2 separate regions of the Mus musculus genome follow, and region 1 is linked to region 2. The links are chromatin loops, found by intact Hi-C in ENCODE. Cell type or tissue: left cerebral cortex. All regions are shown on one strand. Links, peaks and the distances in the headings refer to the core of each region. The heading gives the core; the rest is flanking DNA. Region 1 holds the start of Tarbp1 (TAR RNA binding protein 1). Region 2 overlaps Map3k21 (mitogen-activated protein kinase kinase kinase 21).

The links. Hi-C counts contacts between places; a loop is a spot of excess contacts. Peaks named below come from ENCODE experiments on the same cell type or tissue, not always from the same donor. Only the 100,000 strongest peaks of a DNase experiment are listed, where the experiment ranks them.
Region 1: it touches region 2 in a loop (6-fold over the local background); 11 of 42 quality-filtered maps call a loop at or near these places.

What each region holds. Positions count from the first base shown.
Region 1 is chr8:126,472,227-126,481,164 of GRCm38, reverse strand. It overlaps Tarbp1 (TAR RNA binding protein 1), which reads left to right and starts at 6,100. Exons shown (of 30, transcript NM_001159907.1): 1 at 6,100-6,910. The coding sequence starts at 6,100. It also overlaps the pseudogene Gm6091. In left cerebral cortex, for the core only: a CTCF peak has its summit at 4,768; DNase peaks (open chromatin) are centred at 4,735, 6,089, 6,345 and 6,503; H3K4me3 peaks cover 1,764 bases; H3K27ac peaks cover 1,294 bases.
Region 2 is chr8:125,946,667-125,955,604 of GRCm38, reverse strand. Map3k21 (mitogen-activated protein kinase kinase kinase 21) reads right to left here. Exons shown (of 10, transcript NM_145608.2): 10 at 8,166-8,938. Among named protein-coding and RNA genes, the nearest start is that of Gm31069, 5.8 kb to the left of the region's middle. In left cerebral cortex, for the core only: a CTCF peak has its summit at 5,163 (motif pointing left); a DNase peak (open chromatin) is centred at 5,132.

The DNA.
Region 1 (8,938 bases), core at 2,446-7,445, 530 kb before region 2:
CTGTTGGAACCCCTGGGTAATTTCCCAGCCTCACTCTTCTGAGAAGACCCATATATTGTACTTTAAAGTCCCTACAATACACCAGGTATCCCATGTTTGTCATTTCAAAGGCTTCCTCCCTACCTGGCAGCAGTACAGATTGAGCAGTAGGGTGCAAGCCAGGTAGACAGCTATTACTGATATCTCACTAAGAAAGGAGAGCGTCTTAGGTAGGGTTTCCATTGCTGTGAAGAGATACCATGACCATGGCAACTCTTATAAAGGCTAATATTTAATTGGAGCTGGCTTATAGTTTCAAAGGTTTAGTATGCCATTATCATCATGGTGGGAAACATGACAGCTTGCAGGTAGACTTGGTGCTGAAGGAGCTGAGAGTTCTACATCTTGATCCAAAGGCAACCAGGAGGAGACCAGATTTGTTTCACGCTAAACCTGGAGCTAAACCTCTGAAACTAAATAAGCCCTTCCCCTCTTTCCCCCTCCCCTCCCCCTCTTTCTCTTCCTCCTCCTTCATGTTGATAACTCAAACATTTTGTCACTTCAAAGGAAAGGCATTTAAGACCTCAAAGCCCCCCCCCCCCCCATGACACACTTCCCCTAACAAGGCCACACCTCCTCCAATGAGGCCACACCTCCTCATTGTGCCACTGCCTATGGCCAAGCCAAGCATTCAAACACATGAATATATGGGGCCCATACCTATTGAAACCGCCACAGAGAGGTTGAAGGTAACTAAGGTTTCAATGGAGGATAGACATTTGGAAGGTTGCATTGATGGATTGAAGACATGATGGAGAGTGAGAAGTCTGTATAGCTCTCAGACTTTCAACTTGAGTGATGGCATCTTAATGGCCTTTACTTTGATGTAACAAAGTTACAATGTAACTGAGTTGTCCATGTAAATCCTTTAAGGGATTTAGGAGGGGGAGGGGGAGGGGGAAGAGGGAGGGAGAGAGGGAGAAGAGAAGGGCTTATTTAGTTTCAGAGGTTTGGCTCTATGCTTAGTTGACTCTTGTTTCTGGGTCTGTAGTGAGGGATCATGGTGGAAGGGTATGATGGAGCAATAGTGCTCATTTGTTTTGTGGGAGGGAGGGAGAGGGAGGGAGAGGGAGGGAGAGGGAGAGAGAGAGGGAGAGAGAGAGAGAGAGAGAGAGAGAGAGAGAGAGAGACACCAGAAGAAGGGACAGGGACAAGCCTTCCAAGACACATCTCCAGTGATCCTCTTTCTCCAGTCTGATGGAGTTTTCACCATCTCACAAAAATGACATCCGACTGTGAATCCACCAATAGCTTCATCTTTTGACTAGACCAGAATCCTCTTGACCTAGGCACCTGGAAATAAGCCTTCAACATATGAGGCTTTGCAGGGAAACTTCATGTCCAAACAGGTGTGCTGTAGTAATGATGGAAGAGTGAGTTGGGACAGACAACACTGGGAGTAGGATGTGACAGAGGGGAGAAAATGGCATCCCAAGTGTACTACAGTGTTGTTGTCTTGTGGGCGGCTGGATGGACACTCTAAAGTGCTCTGAGAAGAAGTGCTTGGGAGACACACTGTTCATCATTACCATGTCAATGGTACATCTATACCATGTAAATGGTCAATCTATCAGTCAATTTTTGAAGCAGTCTGGCCTCAAATTCAGTATTGAGCCGAGGACAACCTGGAACTCATGATTCTCCTGCCTCTACCTAACACGCCCCTCCCAAATTCAGGGTTCACAGGCCACACTGCTCTTGTTTATGTGATGCTGGGGATGGAACCCAGGAATTCATGCATTCTAGACAAGCACTCTACCAACTGAGCTACTGAGTTCCAAGACTACAGTTTAACAAAGATACTCAGAAAATATTTACAGAATGAAAAAAAAAAAATCAAAGATCTGTGGATGCCACTCTGAAAACATGGGCCAAAAGAAAGGTAAATTTTACAAAGAACAAAGTGCACAGTTTTCAAGGCATTTTGACAAGGATTAAGCTGTGTAATCAATACCTACATCCAGTTAAAATACTGCCCTAGAAGCTCCCCTGCGGCCTGCTTCTAGACCATCTGCATTCCCTAGACTGCCTTCCTCATCTCTACCACAACAAGCTCCCTATGCTGACCCCTAAGTCAACAAGTGGAGCCCTGGGACATAAAACATTGTTGCAAAGATAAGCATTCACCCGAGATATAAAACATTGTTGCAGAGATGAACAATCACTGGGGTGTGAAACATTGTTGCAGAGATGAGCAATCACTGGGGGATGTAAAACATTGTGGCAGAGATAAGCAATCAGCTCTCAGCGCCTCTGATTGCCTTATCTCAGGCTATTTATGTATCCCACGCCTACTGATAAATGTTTAACTTGTTACAAAGTTTTAGCTACAAAGACTAATCTTGTTAAAAGCAGCTTCCTACAAAGATTTACTAGTCTAGAGATGATTTAGATCAAATACCTGGGGTGGAGAGGTGGAGAGGGTGGGGGATGGGGAGTGTGCTTGCTACATTATAAGGTATCTTTACTGGAACAGTATTTCAAAGCAATCATTTCCCTGCCCTCCAGTATGCAAGTCTCCTAGTTCTACATTCTTGGCCCTTGTCATTTGGTGTTTTAAAATACTATTTATAAGTTTATTGCACTTATTTATCTGAGTGTATGTACACAGGGGTGGGTGCATAGAGGTCCAGCATAGAGGTCGGAAAACAACTTTCAGGAATTGGTTCTCTTCTTCATCTGAGATCCAACTCAGGTTGTCTGGGTTAGCACCAGGCACCTCCACCACCTGCGCCATCTTGCCAGCCTTCACTTGTTTTGAATCTTTCTTAAGAGCAGGAAAGTGTGTGTCCTCCTGGGTTTAATGTGCATTTCTCACATGACTAAGACTGTCAGACACCTTTGCAAGTGCATATCATTTTTTTGTCTTCATTTCTTTTTCAGTGTCTGCTCAAAACATTTAGCTGTTCATGCTCGATATCTTTTTATGTTGAGAGAAATGATATTTATAAGCACCTTTCATGAACTAAGCAATAGATGTTTACTAACATTCTAAGCAGGTTTAAAATGGAATCTTTTATGTGTTTTGCCAAAGGGAAATAGAATGACTGAACACAGGGAGGGGAAGAGGACCAAATCTTTCATGTGAAATACCATTTAACTTTAAAACCATATCCATGTAATTTTATGTCAAAGTATTTAAAGATGGGGCTTGTGTTTCCCTCATTGAATAAGGGCAGAATTCACGTTTAGAAAGACAAAGAAAATTCACATCACTCATTCACTTAAACCTGGAATTCCATGAGGAGTGAGACCAGCAGAGTGCATGCCAAGATAGAGTCTTCTTTGTCTACTTCTGAATCTGGCAGTGGATACGATCAGAAATATAGACCCACAGGGAAGCCTGATTTTGAATTTGCTCCTGGGAACTAGAAGGCAGCACTGTGTGGGGCGATCAACCTATATTCTTGAACTAGGGCCCTGGGTTCAGGGTTCTGAGGAGAGCTTGCTTTCAGCTGCAGCCTGTTCTGCTAAGTGTGTGTGGCCTCTGATGCCCCCCACCCCAAGTCATACTTAATTTATTACATTGCTCTCCTACCTCCCAGTTTGAACTCAGAACCTCAAGCATGCCAGGAAACATCTCTCCCACCTGTTTCCCCAACCCAGACTGATCTTGAGTTGTAGCCCAGGCAGGTGACCCTCCTGCCTCAGACTTCTGATATTTGCTTATAGTGACAATCATGTACACCTGACTTCATGACTTATCAGTGTGTGGAGTAGTGGAGTATAGGCTTGTATTGGCCTGTGAGGTTGGGGCTGCTCACCGTGTGTGTGCATGCGCGCGCGTGTGCTTGGGGTTGATGTATGGTGTCTTCCTCTATCACCCTCTATCTTGCGTGGTTTTTTTTTTTTTGTTGTTGTTGTTTTGTTTTGTTTTGTTTTCCAGACAGGGTTTCTCTGTGTAGCCCTGGCTGTCCCAGAACTCACTCTGTAGACCAGACTGTCCTTGAAGTCAGAGATTTGCCTGTCTCTGCCTCCCAAGTGCTGGGATTAAAGGCGTACTCCACCCCTGCCCCGCCCTCTGCCTTGTGTTTGTTTGTTTGTTTGTTTGTTTGAGACAAGGCATCCTTTGTAGTCCTGGCTGTCTTGGAACTCACACTGTAGACCAGGCTGGCCTTGAATTCCCAGTGATCCTCCTGCCTCAGCTTCTCCAGGGCTGGGATTAAAGGTTTGTGTCACCCATACCCTGATTTCCACCTTGTTCTTAAGAGTCAGGCTCTCGCTTTTTGAGTTGTTGGCGGGCAAATGTTCCAGGCTGCGTGCAGTGCGGCGAAATATCCCCACCCACGGACTCTCGGTGCTAAAGTTTGCACAGCTGCCATGAGCTACATCAATCTACCCACCGTGCTGCCCAGCTCCCCCAGCAAGACCCGGGGGCAGATTCAGGTGATTTTCGGGCCCATGTTCTCAGGGAAAAGCACGGAGCTGATGAGAAGAGTCCGGCGCTTCCAGATCGCCCAGTACAAGTGCCTGGTCATCAAGTATGCCAAAGACACGCGCTATAGCAACAGCTTCTCCACACATGATCGGAACACCATTGACGCATTGCCAGCCTGCATGCTCCGCGATGTGACCCAGGAGTCCTTGAGTGTGGCCGTCATTGGCATCGATGAGGGGCAGTTTTTTCCTGACATTGTGGATTTCTGTGAAATGATGGCCAACGAGGGCAAGACAGTAATTGTGGCAGCACTGGATGGGACCTTCCAGAGGAAGGCTTTCGGCAGCATCTTGAACCTGGTGCCCCTGGCGGAGAGTGTGGTGAAGCTCACCGCTGTGTGCATGGAGTGCTTCCGAGAAGCTGCCTACACGAAGAGGCTGGGTCTGGAGAAAGAGGTGGAGGTGATTGGCGGAGCCGACAAGTATCACTCCGTGTGCCGCCTGTGCTACTTTAAGAAGTCTTCAGCCCAGGCTGCTGGGTCAGACAACAAAGAGAACTGTCTGGTGCTGGGGCAGCCGGGAGAGGCCTTGGCTGTCAAGAAGCTCTTTGCCTCTCAGCAAGTCCTACAATACAACTCTGCCAACTGAGGGGACCTGGGGCCTGCCAGCTCCTACCCAGGTTGGACTCTCAGAGAGCAGGGGGAGCGCGGGCCTATCATTCCTAATGGACACTGTGCCTTGAACGGGCTCATCCATCGTCCACTCGCTGAAGCCGTTTTCAGTTCCCTTCTTGATTGCCAAGATGCCTCAATGCAGGCTGGAGCCCAGACCCTGCCTGGTGGCTAGGGGTCCCGCGTTCAGCCAAAGGTGAGGACAGAGCTGTCCACCATTGTGACACTGGTGGGGCTAGTTTCTTCCTTGTTGGTGGCTGGGTTTCAGTCTCAGAGCCCCACCCTCACCAAGGCTCCAGGCCTCTCACAGCTCCCCCATTTATGCCTAAACATTCTCTCCTCAGAACCCCAGCTCTTAGTGAGCCACTTTTCTTGTGCAAAGTGAACAATATTAAAGTTTACTACTAATGAAAAAAAAAAAAGAGTCAGGCTCTCTCACTGGACCTGGAACTGATCTCAGCCATACTGGCTCATCAGCGACTCGGGGGAGTCGGGGAGGGGGGGGGCGGCGGGGAGATGTGTCTCCACCACGCAGGATGGTAGTTACCTCTCCATGGGATCCTAACTCAGATGTTCATGCTTTCATAACATGCCCTTTTCCTACTGACCAATCTTCTCAGCTCTCATAACTTATTTTCAAAACATAAATCCAGATTTCATTTGTGATCCATTGTTTTAGAGACTTTGTGGTAACTCTTAACATGCACCCTTTTAAAAAGCAGCCATCTGGGGGGATTGCAGGATATCTATGTGAATTTAGGGCCAGCTAGAAAATTTAGGCCCTAGGCCTATTTCCAATCGGGAACTTCGGAACTGGTGTAATACTATGTCTGCAGCAACTCTTTTTACTAAAAACTGTGAGTGGCAGGAGGCATCACACTCCCAACAAAGTTGAAGGAACCTTATGCGGTCCTATGCCGGGCAGGGTATGTGTGGGTGGGAACCTCTCGCCGCGCACGCGCACTCGCGCTTAGGGTGGCCGGCGCACGCGCACAGGTCTACTCCCCGCGAAATGGAGCGGGTGTTGGCGGACGCGCTTCTAACGCAGAGTCGGGAGCCCGGCGAGTTGCTGGGCGCGCTGTGCGGCGGGGAGGCGAGTGCGGAGCGGGCGGAGACCCTGCGCCTGGTGCTGCAGCGGCTGGAGGAGCGCGGCGCGGGCGCCGGCGCGCTGGCCAAGGCGGCACACGAGGTGGCCAGGGACCACCTGGTGCCCTTACTGCACGCGTCCCAGGGCGGAGGGCCTGCGAGGCCCCGCGTGCTCCGAGCGGCGAGTGCGGCGCTGCGCTCGTGCGCGCGCCTGGCAGGACCGGAGCTGGCAGTCACTCTGGCCGAAGAAGCGCTGCGCGAGCTGCCGAGCGCGCCAGCCGTGGAGCTGCTGGCCGCCGTGGCGCCGTGTTTACGCGCGCCGGAGGATGCCCCGCTGCTGCGTCGCCTGGGGCGCGCGTCTGTGGAGCTGGCGCTGGCCGGGGACGCGCCGCCGGCCGTGGGAGCGCGCCTGCTGCCCGCGCTGGCACAGAGCGCAGAACCGGCTCTGCGTGCGGCGTGGGACGCGCTGAGCTCCGCGGGACCGGGAGCTGAGGGCAGCACTGGGCCAGAACTGCTGGTGCTGAGCGCACTGGCCGAGAAGCTGCTGACCAACCATGAGCGCCACGGGGATCTCGACGCCCGTCTCTGCGGCCGCTTCTGGAGAACCGTCCAGGCGGGGCTGGGCCGCGCGCAGGACGGGCTCACGCGAAAGCGCGCGCGCTACCTGCTGCAGAGGGCTGTACAGGTGTCTGCAGAGCTGGCGGTGGACTGCTCCTGCAGCCCCCAGGACACAAAAGGTACCCACTTGTCTCTCTAAAAAACAAAATTGTGTGTGTGTGTGTGTGTGTGTGTGTGTGTGCGCGCGCGCGCGCGTGCCTGTGTAAGTTTATGTGCATCACGTGCGTATGCTTGGGAGGGCATCAAATCCCCTTGAGCTGGAGTTAAAGGCAATTGTGAACTACCTGATGTGTGTGTTGGGAGTCAAACTCCAGTCCTCTAGAAGAACATCAAGTGCTCTTAACCCCTGAACCATCTCTCCAGACTGGCACCTACTTATCTCTTTGCCCCAGCCACACTCTGCTACCTCAAACCAGCCTTCAAGGGGCGTCCACCTCATCCTGAGCGGATTTGACACTTGCATGTGGTACCCTACACCGGCCTCCTCCTGCACTTTGGGAAAAGTGGACCCAGTGAAGGTTAAGATATCGCACACGCGGTAGCATGCTCTGTGTAAAACCAAGCCTGCTCCACGCCTTTACATCCTGATAGAAAAAAAGTTGACATCCGTATCAAACTGAAAGAAGGGTGCTGTGTAACCCAAGTTAATGTTTGAAACTCGAGGTACGGAATCAAATATTAATCCCTTGACATTCCCTTTAGGAATATTAGGAGCAGGGTTAGTTAGTGCTTTCTAAACATAACCCTTAAGTCATCGTGTGTGCTTGCGCCCAGGCCTAAAGTCAACAGGTGTTGTCCTTGATTATTCTCCATTTTATTTTTGGGCCAGGGTCTCTCTCGCTTGCTCTCTCTGAATCTGGAACTCAGGATTCAGACGCTTTCTTTCTGAAGTTTGGAATTGTGTTTCCTCATGGTCTCTGCACATTTGTGGTTTTGTGGGTGATCCATCTTTCCTGTCTCTGCAGGAATGCTCTCTTGGGGCCTCCTGCATTCAAAGCAGAGCTGGGACTGTAAACAGCTTGGTTTTGTCTTTAGGGCTTGAGTGATAGTTTGCTCAGGTCCAACTTCTATGGGGGAGACATTTCCATCCACATTTTAAAGGCTTCCATCCATCCATCTAGAAGCTGGAGATGCTACTCTTGTTGTTTTGAAGTTGAGATAATTCTGGATCCTGCTCAAGGGCAGTCTGTGACTTCTCTATAGGGTACCAGGGGTTTAGGGCCCTGGCATCCTGGAACCTCCTTTTTATCCATGTGCACCTACACAGTCTGGAAGTCAATGAGCTTTGATTTGGGGAAGTTTTCTTGAGTAATCAGGTGGTTATTTCTTCCCTTGCTTCCTTTTTCCTTCTCTCTTCTTGACTTGGAACCTCTGGGACTTACCATTTGTCTGTTTGTCTTAGTTATTTTTTCTGTTGCTGGAATAGAGACTATGGCCAAAAGAAACTTGTTGAGGAAAGGATTTATTTCAGAACACTTCTCTCAGGTCACACTCCATCACTGAGAGAAGTTAGCAGGAACCTGGAGACAGGAACTGATGCAGAGATGATAGAGGGGTGCTGCTTATTGGCTTGCTCAGCCTACTTTCTTAGACAATCTAGGACCACCTGCCCAGGTTTGGCACCACCCACAGAGAGCTGGACCATCCATCATCAATCATGAGTCAGAGATTTCCCCCAGAGGCTTGCCTACAGGCCAGTCAGATAGAGGCCGTTCTCAGTTGAGGCTTCCTCTTCCTGGGTGACTCTGGCTAGTATCGAGTCGACAAAGCCCAGCCAGCATTGAAACTTCTTCAATAGATTTTCTAGAATTTTGATGTTTCCTTCACTCACTGGTTAATTTCTTTGGTTTCCAGTCTTTTCTCTGCGTTTCTTGTTTCTATGACCAGATTTTAGTTTTAGATTTTAGTTTTCAGACTGTTTTGGGATAACCCCTTTCATTTTACATAGCATCCTGTTCTGATGTGTGTGAGCAGACCCCTCCATGGCTCAGCCCAGCTTATAACCTCCAGTCATAAGCAGAGACTTGCTGCCTAGGATTTCAGGTTGTTTATTTTTTCCTTTTAGGGGGGTGTTTCAAGGTAAATCAAATTATTTCTTGGCTTTCCCTGTCAACTAAACTTTCTTTTTCCCCCAGAGTCAGCTTAAA
Region 2 (8,938 bases), core at 2,090-7,089:
CGCCCAAGAAATGAAATGCCCTCTTAGCACAACACAGAACAGCCACCAGGATCTGTGGGATCTCACCCCACAGTATTGGTGTGTGTGTGGGGGGGGACATTGTGGTGTGCCAGGGTCTGCTGGGCTCTGCTAAGCGGCAGATTGAGGTACCAACATGCATAGGGTTTGAACTCGTAAACCACGTGGCGCTGTTAATATGGGCACAATGCAGAGTCACCTGCCGGGGCTTGGGTAACCTACAAGAGGCAGAATCTCCAAAGAAACCCGACCCACTCTCCCCCAAAAGCCACCAGTTGCCAACAGCTCTTCACAGGGGTAGGGTTTTATGAAGCACACTGGGGTTTCGACTGGCTTGATGTTGTGTAAGTCTTGCACGTGCAGTCCCGGCTGTGAACTCGGGTGCACAACAATCCTATCAGGTCCAAAAGATACTGTTTCACATAGTCGCCCGACACCTCCGACTCTCACAGTCTTCCCTCTCCCCTCTCCCACAAGGATCTGAGAGCATTTGGTGGTAGGTATGCGATACAGACACGCCCACTCAGGGCTGAGCACTCTTAATTTTTTGCACCTTAGCTAGTTGTATCTACATCAATTGCCATCTTGGTTGGGTTTTTAAACCTTATCTGCTTGGGAAATTCCAAACTATATGAATATTCTAATTGGAAGAATTAGACAAGACATGGCTATTGTGAGCACCTCAAACAACAGGGAATGTTCTGAATATGGTGATGTTGGCATGTCCTTCCATGTCAGATGTAGACAGACTCTGGCCTTTTCCTTTACTTTTTCTTATTTATTTTATTTTATTTTATTTTATTTATTTTTACCACCTGTATGATATTCCATGGGATATATATATATTACCAAGTATATAGTGTTCTTTGATTGTAATGTGCAGATCTGGTTCCATCTCCTTCCTACTTCCTCTTGGCGCTTCATGGAGGTATGCAAGAGAGTCGGGGGCCCAAAGGGACCTGCAGGTATGAGCAGCTTTGGCTCCAGATAATGAGCTAAGAGTGGGTTGATCATCTTGGTCTTGGCTTCCCGAGAGCCCATGGTGGTATAAGGATGAATCTTGAGTGTCAACTTGTTGGAATCTGGAATCAACTAAGAGACAAACCTTTGGGTCTCTCTGTGAAGGTATTTCCGGGGAGAATTAACTGAGGAAAGAAGACCCTCACCTAGAGTGGGCAACACCTTCCAGCGGTTGCCCAGATACAAAGAAGACTGAGAGGGAATTAGTACTGCCTGTCTGCCTCTGCATCACGTTACTAAGCAAATCCACGCTGTTGCTGTTGCTGTCACTCTTGCCTGACATCAGAATCCAACTTCTTTGGCCTTCCAATGTGGACTGGAGACCAGAGGCTCTAGGATTCCCAAGGCTTTGAGGACTGCCTAGGATACTGAGGGTTCTCCAGTATGTGGACAATATCACATAAGCTGATCTAACAAACCTCTTTTGTATTATATATCCATTCTCTTTGTTCTGTTCCTCTAGAGAACTCCAACTAATACAAGCCAGATACAGCACCCAGCACCTCCTAGAGGGAGACTTCTGGTGCCCTTGAGATGAGGACAGTGGGCATGCACACGGACACCCCTTATCTTGAAGCCCAGGACACCAGCTTCTTTGTTCAGTGACCATGGAGGTAATGGGTTGATTCTCCCTCTGATGTCCCCATTTCTACATATAATGTTTTTGTTTTAATTTAAGAAGTCTTATGTCGGCCAAGCAGTGGTGGCGCATGCCTCTAATCCCAGCATTTGGGAGGAAGAGGCAGGCAGATTTCTGAGTTCAAGGCCAGCCTGGTCTACAGAGTGAGTTCCAGAACAGCCAGGGCTATACAGAGAAACCCTGTCTCGAAAAACCAAAAAAGAAAAAAAGAAAAGAAAAAGAAGTCTTGTGTCTTAGGGTTTTACTGCTTTGAACAGACACCATGTCCATGGCAACTCTTATAAGGATAACATTTAATTGGGGCTAGCTTATAGATTCAGAGGTTCAGTCCATTATCATCAAGGTGGGAGCCTGGCAGCATCCAGGCAGACATGGTGCAGGAGGAGCTGAGAGTTCTACATCCTCATCTGAAGGCTGCTAGCAGAAGACTGGCTTCCAGGTAGCTAGGATGAGGGTCTTAAAGCCCATGCCCACAGTGACACACCTACTCCAACAAGGCCACACCTTCCAACAGTGTCACTCCCTGGCCCAAGCATATACAAACCATCACACCTTGCTTCCCTGGAACCCTGGGAATTTCTTCTCCTTGGATGAAGCCCCCACCCCCACACTTCTGCCCTTTGGGGCACAGGAGCCATTGTGGCCTCCGTGTAACATGCCTGTTAACATTGGCTTGCAGTTGCATCTGGGCACAAGGGGAGAGAAGGGATTTTACTGAATCTGTTTTCCATGAACCTGTTATTAACTACTCCAGACCCCAGCACAAACCAGCCACCAGGGCAAGCCCATGCAAAGCAGCTTTGGATGTTAATGGTAAGGTATCTCTCTCCCACCGGAACTGTCCCCGGTCAATCATGATTCGATGAAATGGTCAATAGAATTCCCTTACCATGCTTTTCATGTTGAAAAAAAAAAAATGGGCTGGGTTTCAGTGGGATATCGCCATGGAGAAGTCCTGGCCTCTGAGCAGGAGGGGGAAAGGATACCGTGGAATCTAAGATGATTTTGGTTGCTGATGTCAGAAATCACAACAAAGAGACACAGTCTGTAAGTGAAAGTGAAGGCGTGGGTGATGTGCCAGCAGGTATCAGTTACATATAGAATCTTGGCTGAGGCGGGACCCCGTGTCCACTTACCTCTCAGTGCTGGGACGCCATCCGACTTGAACCTGTACACAAGCTGCTACAATCTCTGTGAGTTCTTACGTACATCTACCCTGCTGTGTCTGGAAGGCTGTTTCCTCAGAGCCACCAACTACCTCTGGCCTTTGTTATCTTTCTGCCTCTTCTTCCACATAAACCTCTGAACTGTAGGGGAAGGGACTGATGCAGACATTCTATTTAGGACTGAGCGCCTCAAAGTCTCTCACTCTACACACTGCCCAGTTGTGGGTCCCTGTGTTGATTCCCACCTACAGCAAGAAGAGGCTTCTCTGGTGAGGGTGGAGAGAGGCTCTGATCTGTGAGCATGCGAGTATGTCATCAGGAGTCATGTTATCGCTCTTTCTTTGGCAGAATGATAGCAATATGTTTTCTCTTATGCACATGCCCCGTATAGTCTTGGGTTCTTGGCCGCTTTAACAGTGTCAGGTATGGGCCTTACATCCAATCAAAACGTGATTGGTTGCTCACACAAAATTTGTTTCACTATTCCACCACTCTATGTCGCAAGCCGGGTAACAAAGATTATTATGTTTCTCCTCAGTGTCATGCAGACACCATCACAGTATGAATGCTAAGTAGGGTGAAGCTGCTAGTAAGACACCAGCTTGGCCTTTCCATGTCCAATGATGTAAGGAAATGCTCTCTTCAGCACTGGAGTCTAACCATCAGGTTGTAGAGAGCACCCAATAGCCTTGGTAATAGCTTGTAACGTTTAGGGAAGCATCTATGGGACCCCCTTTGGCCAATGAGTCAACAAGATGTAACCAGTTCCTGGCACCCACCGGAGGTTTTGCTTGGTGGCAATGCAATGACCAATAGAGCCAGCTCATTCAGCTACTCAGGGTGGTGTGGCCCTGGCTGTCAGGCACTGAGAGGCATGCGGTGAACATTCAGTAAAATGCCCCCATTTAAATGTAGAGTCTAGTGGGTGTGGGCGAATAGAAACACGCATGGACACATGCATAGAACATGGCTGTCACTTGTGCTGTGCTTCCTAGTCAAACCGGAGACCACATCCAAGCACGGGAGACTCGGGTGATCTGCAACTCCCTTCCTGAAGGCCAAGGCAGAGCGTGTTTCTCTCTGCTTGTGTCCTTTGTCCCCACTGTTGCTGGGTCTTCCCTCCCAGCAGGTGTGACTGTATCTCCCTTATCTTCCAGCAGCAGCTGGCTCCCCTACAGGACAAGAGCGTGAGCAAGCGTGGGGTTATACCGTCTTCTCTCCTTAGTAACACAGGGCCCACAGATCCAGTCTCTTACGTTACCTGACCTGACTTCAGCCGCAGGTTTTGTGTAACTGCAGGTAAAGGCAATTCCAAGTATAAGAGGTGAATTGGGAAGGAGAAGGTTTAAAGACTGGGCTGCAGGCCCACAGATCTCCACAGAGGGAATGTGATGGGAAATTCTAGGCCTTGGGGGTTCCTTATTGACCAAGTACTTGGGACATGTCCAATAAGCCTCTTATCCTGTGTGTAGTTACGACACACAACCTAGAGTGTCTAAGACAGTGTAGCTTTAAAAGCTGTATATCTCGGCCGAGCGCATGGCTCAGTTGGTAAAGGGCTCGCCTCGAAAACCCAGGGAACCTGAGTTCATCCCCCAGAGGGTACATTTCAAAAACCCAGGGCTGGTGATTCACACCTGCAATCCCAGCACCAGAGAGGCAAAGACAAGTGTATCTCTGGGGTTTGCTGGCCAGCCCAGCTAGCCCTACTTGGTGAGTTCCAGCCCAGAGAGAATCTCCATTTCAAAGAACCAAGAGGGATGTCTCCTGAAGAGCAAACCCCGAGGTTGTCCTTGAACCTCCACACACCAGTACATTCCACACACATGCAATCTTTCTCTCCCTCTTCTGCTTCCTCCCCTCCCCCTCCTCCTTTCCCTCTGGGTTCCCCTAGATTCTCATCCCATTGTTTCTGTCCCACTAGAGAACCCTGATGTGGAAGGAAGTACTTTCCTTTGCTAGTGTCTGAGGAGGGGGTAGCAGCTTCTACTTGAGACACGGTTCACCTCTGCCTAAACTGAGCGCAAACACTGGAGACCGTCCTTGCTTGGAGTTTTAAAATCCTGCTCATTGCAGACACACAGCTGAGCTACACGTGAGAGCTCCCCTCCCCGCACACGTGCTGCGAATGACTCATTCTCTTCCCCTCCATCCCACATCTTCCCAAGCCCTGTCCTTCAGCCTTTTGCTTCTAAGGGTGATTGTGACTGATTCTCCACCCAAGCCCTTGAGCGCCCTGATCTGTGAAGTCATGTGTATTTAGCGCCACCTAGTGGACATGAAGCATAAAGCCCAATACAAAAACGTTTGCGACTTTGAGTCTGGGTGAGGAGAATCCAACATTACCGTCACGTGTAGTTAGCGCCACCTCGTGGACAGGAAGCATAAAGCCCAATACAAAAGCGGGTTTCCATAGTTGGAAACTTTTGAGTCTGGGTGAAGAGAAACCAGCATTACCAAGTTCGTGGGCTTGAATTACGCTTGTATCCCGTATGTAGCTGCAAACTCCAGAGACAGACCCGGATGGTGAGCTCGGTCTCAGTGAAGCACACCTGGGTGCCTCCACCAGCCTGAGTCTCTCCCACTCTGTGTCTGGCTATAAACGAGCTGGACCCACACCAGGAGGGTGCCTTTATCAGAGGCCTCAGTACATCAAGAGCCCAGATGGTTTGGAGACTTGAACTAACAATCAATATGTTTGAATTACACCGTGGCTAAGCCCAAAACTAGTCAGTGCCTAGCTGTTCCTCCACAGGCTCCTGTGTTTGAACCCTCGGAAGGCAGTGGAGCCTTCTGGACATGGGCACAACAGGCAGATATAGGCCACTGGGTTGGGTGGGTTTCAAGGGCTTTAGCTTTTCTTTGTGTATTAGAGTTTTCTAGAGTCACATAACTTAGGGAATGTCTCTCTATATTGAAGGAATTTGTTTTGATGACTTACCGACTATAGTCCAACTACCCCAACAATGGTCAGCTGTGAATGGAAGTCTAAGGATCTAGTCCACGAAGCCAGTTGTTTCAGCTGGTCTTCTGTAGAAGGAGATTCCAAAGGATGTGCTGGCAAGTAAGTGCAAGCAGGCAAGGAAGAGCGAGTCTTCCTTCTTCAATGTCCTCGTGTAGGTCTCCAGCAGAAGCTGTGGCCCAGATTAAAGGTGTGTACCACCATGCCTGGATCTGGGACTTGCTTTGTCCCAGGCTGACTTTGAACTCGGAGAGCTCCTTGCTTTAGTCTCCTGGGATTAAAGGCGTGCACTGCCTTGCCTGGGCCTAAGCTTTTCATAGCCGCTGTGCCTCAAGATCTCCATGCCAAGATCCAGGTCAGAAACTTATGTCTTCCAGCCTCAAGATCTAGATCACAGGTGTGCCCTCCAATTCTAGGTTGTCATTCATTCCAGATTTAGTCAAGGTGACAACCAGGAATAACCATTATACTCTGCTTCCCTCTGCTGTCATGATGCTCAGCTTCTCCAAGCTCCCTCTGCTGCTAGTTGGTCCACAGTGCCCTCCATACCTTCCTTGACCCCAAACAGGACCACCCCCCCTTGGGTGCTTCAGCCAGTGCTTGCTCACAGTGACAGACAGGACTGAATAGCTGCACCCTCTAATCTCAGGGTCGGAAACATTTAGAGCAGGCGCCACTGTGTAACCTCCATTCCTCCCCGGGTCCATAGCCTGCCCTGCAGAACTCAGGCTTGGCAACATCAGCTCTGTCATGAGCCGGTTTCTAGGAAATGTCTCTCTCTAAAAGAATGCATACTCTAAACTAAAAGCCTGAAATTCTTCACAGCGGATGCCAACCCCGTGTCAGGTTTTCAGGGTGGCGTGCAGAGGCCTCCAGGGGCCAGAGTCCACACTGCTTTCTTTGAGCTGCCCCTGGACGCACTTATCAACAGTAACACTTACTGAAAACCAACCAATAACCAGCAGACTTCTCCTCCCCTGTGGTTTGGAGGTTGATAGGCAAGGCAGGATTCAAGTGCAATTTACCTAATCGCCCTAAGGCTCAGCTTATCAGCAAGGTGGAAATCATCCAGTTATGGACAATCCTCAGCTATACAGATGTCTCTGGGTGGCTAGGTTTTCAGTACTGGAGGCCTCTGACTCACACTTGTGGGTTTTTTACTGAGAAGATTGATGGGGTGGGGGTGACTAGAGGAGGGTATAAATCTGTTTTTTTTTTTTTAATTTGTTTGTTATATATGTGCACTGTAGCTATCTTCAGACACACCAGAAGAGGGCATCAGATCCCATTACAGATGGTTGTGAGCCACCATGTGGTTGTTGGGAATTGAACTCAGGACCTCTGGAAGATCAGTCAGTGCTCTTAACCGCTGAGCCATCTCTCCAGCCTTAAGTCTGGGGTTTTATCTAAGCCATTTAGGGCCAGGTGAAAATAAAAGCGGGTGAGCCCCTGTTTGGAAGTGGATTAGCTACTGTCTGGTGCTATGCTAAGGCATCATGACTAAAAGCAACTTGGGAGGAGAAAGAGTTTGCTTGGACCGTTACACTGCCCAAGCACAGTCTATCATGGATGGAAGTCAGGGCAGGGACTCAGCAGGAACCTGGAGGCAGGAACTGAAGCAGCGACCACCGAGGGGTCCTACCTACTAGCTCTCCAGGGCTTGCTCAGGGGTGGCACTGCCTTTCATGGCCTAGGTCCTCCCACATCAGGAAAGTGTCCCCACAGACTTGCCTACTGGCCGGTCTAATAGAGAGATTTTTCTCTTTCCTTTACATTGAGGTTCCTCTTCTAGATGGCTCTAGCTTGTGCCAAGCTGACATAATACTGAGCAGCCAGGAAATGAGTAAGAGGTTCAAGGTAGTGGCCGTGGAGAACTAGATGGGAACACATGCGGGAGGCACCCCATGTAACTAGATTTAAACTTTTTGATTTATTCTTATATTTGAGTGTGTATATCATAGGTGTGTGTGTATGAGTGTGTGTGTGTGTGTGTGTGTGTGTGTGTGTGTGTGCATGCACACATGCATTTGGACACACGTGTATGCATGTGGAACCAGAGGCCACCCTTAGGTGTTAATCCTCAGGGGTCATCCGCCGTGTTTTTGGCACCAGGTCTCCCTTAGTCCCGGGGCTTGCTGGTTCCGCTAGACAGGCTGTCCAGTGAGTCCCAGATCCCCACCTCTCTGTGGGACCACGAGGGAACAGCACAAGGACTTTCTGTTTTGCAAGGGTCCTGGAGGTGGGACTCAGGTCTCCACATCAGCACAGCAAGCCTCACCCCTGCATGCTCTCCTCGCTGAATACAGAGCAAACCACTGTGACCATTTAGGAGGACATCAAAGCCACTAAGCCAACAGACAAGCTTTAAAAAAAGGTTTATTAAAAAACTAGACAACATATGTAAACATTTTTGTCAGCCACAGGCTTCTGATCATAGCGTGTCCGGACCCCAGATGTTAGTCTGCTGTGAGAGGAAAAAGCAGAGTATGGGTCAGTAGGAACCAGATTAAATGATCTATTGGGTCACCAAGGTCCACAGAAAATGAAAGTCCAGGTCCTGCTAGGTGTGTAGCATGCACCGAAAATCTGGGATGTCAGTGAAAACCCCAGCAGCAGTGAGTCGGATTGGCTCCTTATGTTTTAGCATGGCTTCCTTTCTAAATTCATCACAGTGGAGCAAAATGAAGAGAAGGGAGGCTGGAACACAGAGCTAGAGAGGACGTGACACATAGACAGGTCTGATTTCACCATCTCCGTCATACACACACTCTGAGGAAGGCTGGGGCAGAAGCAAAGCTGAGCACACCATCTGTTTCAGTATTTTCCTTCCGTGCACTGGGTATTTGGGGGCACGTCTTTTACTTTTAGCGTCTCGTGAAGAGAAGAGGCCAAATGGTCTACCCAATGTGACAAATGTCGAGCCAACTGCGCCCCTGTTAGACCATTTAATAAACACTGAGGTGAAGCAAAGTCGGAGAGTGGAAACAACACAGGAAGTCTGGTGAAAACCTAAAGTTTTGCTCTGAGCACCTGAAACCTGCGTAGAGCAGGCAGCGAGATCTTCCCCGAAGGTCACCTGCTGACAAGCCTGTATGGGACTCAGATCTGTCATCGCACCTATTTAATCCCCTT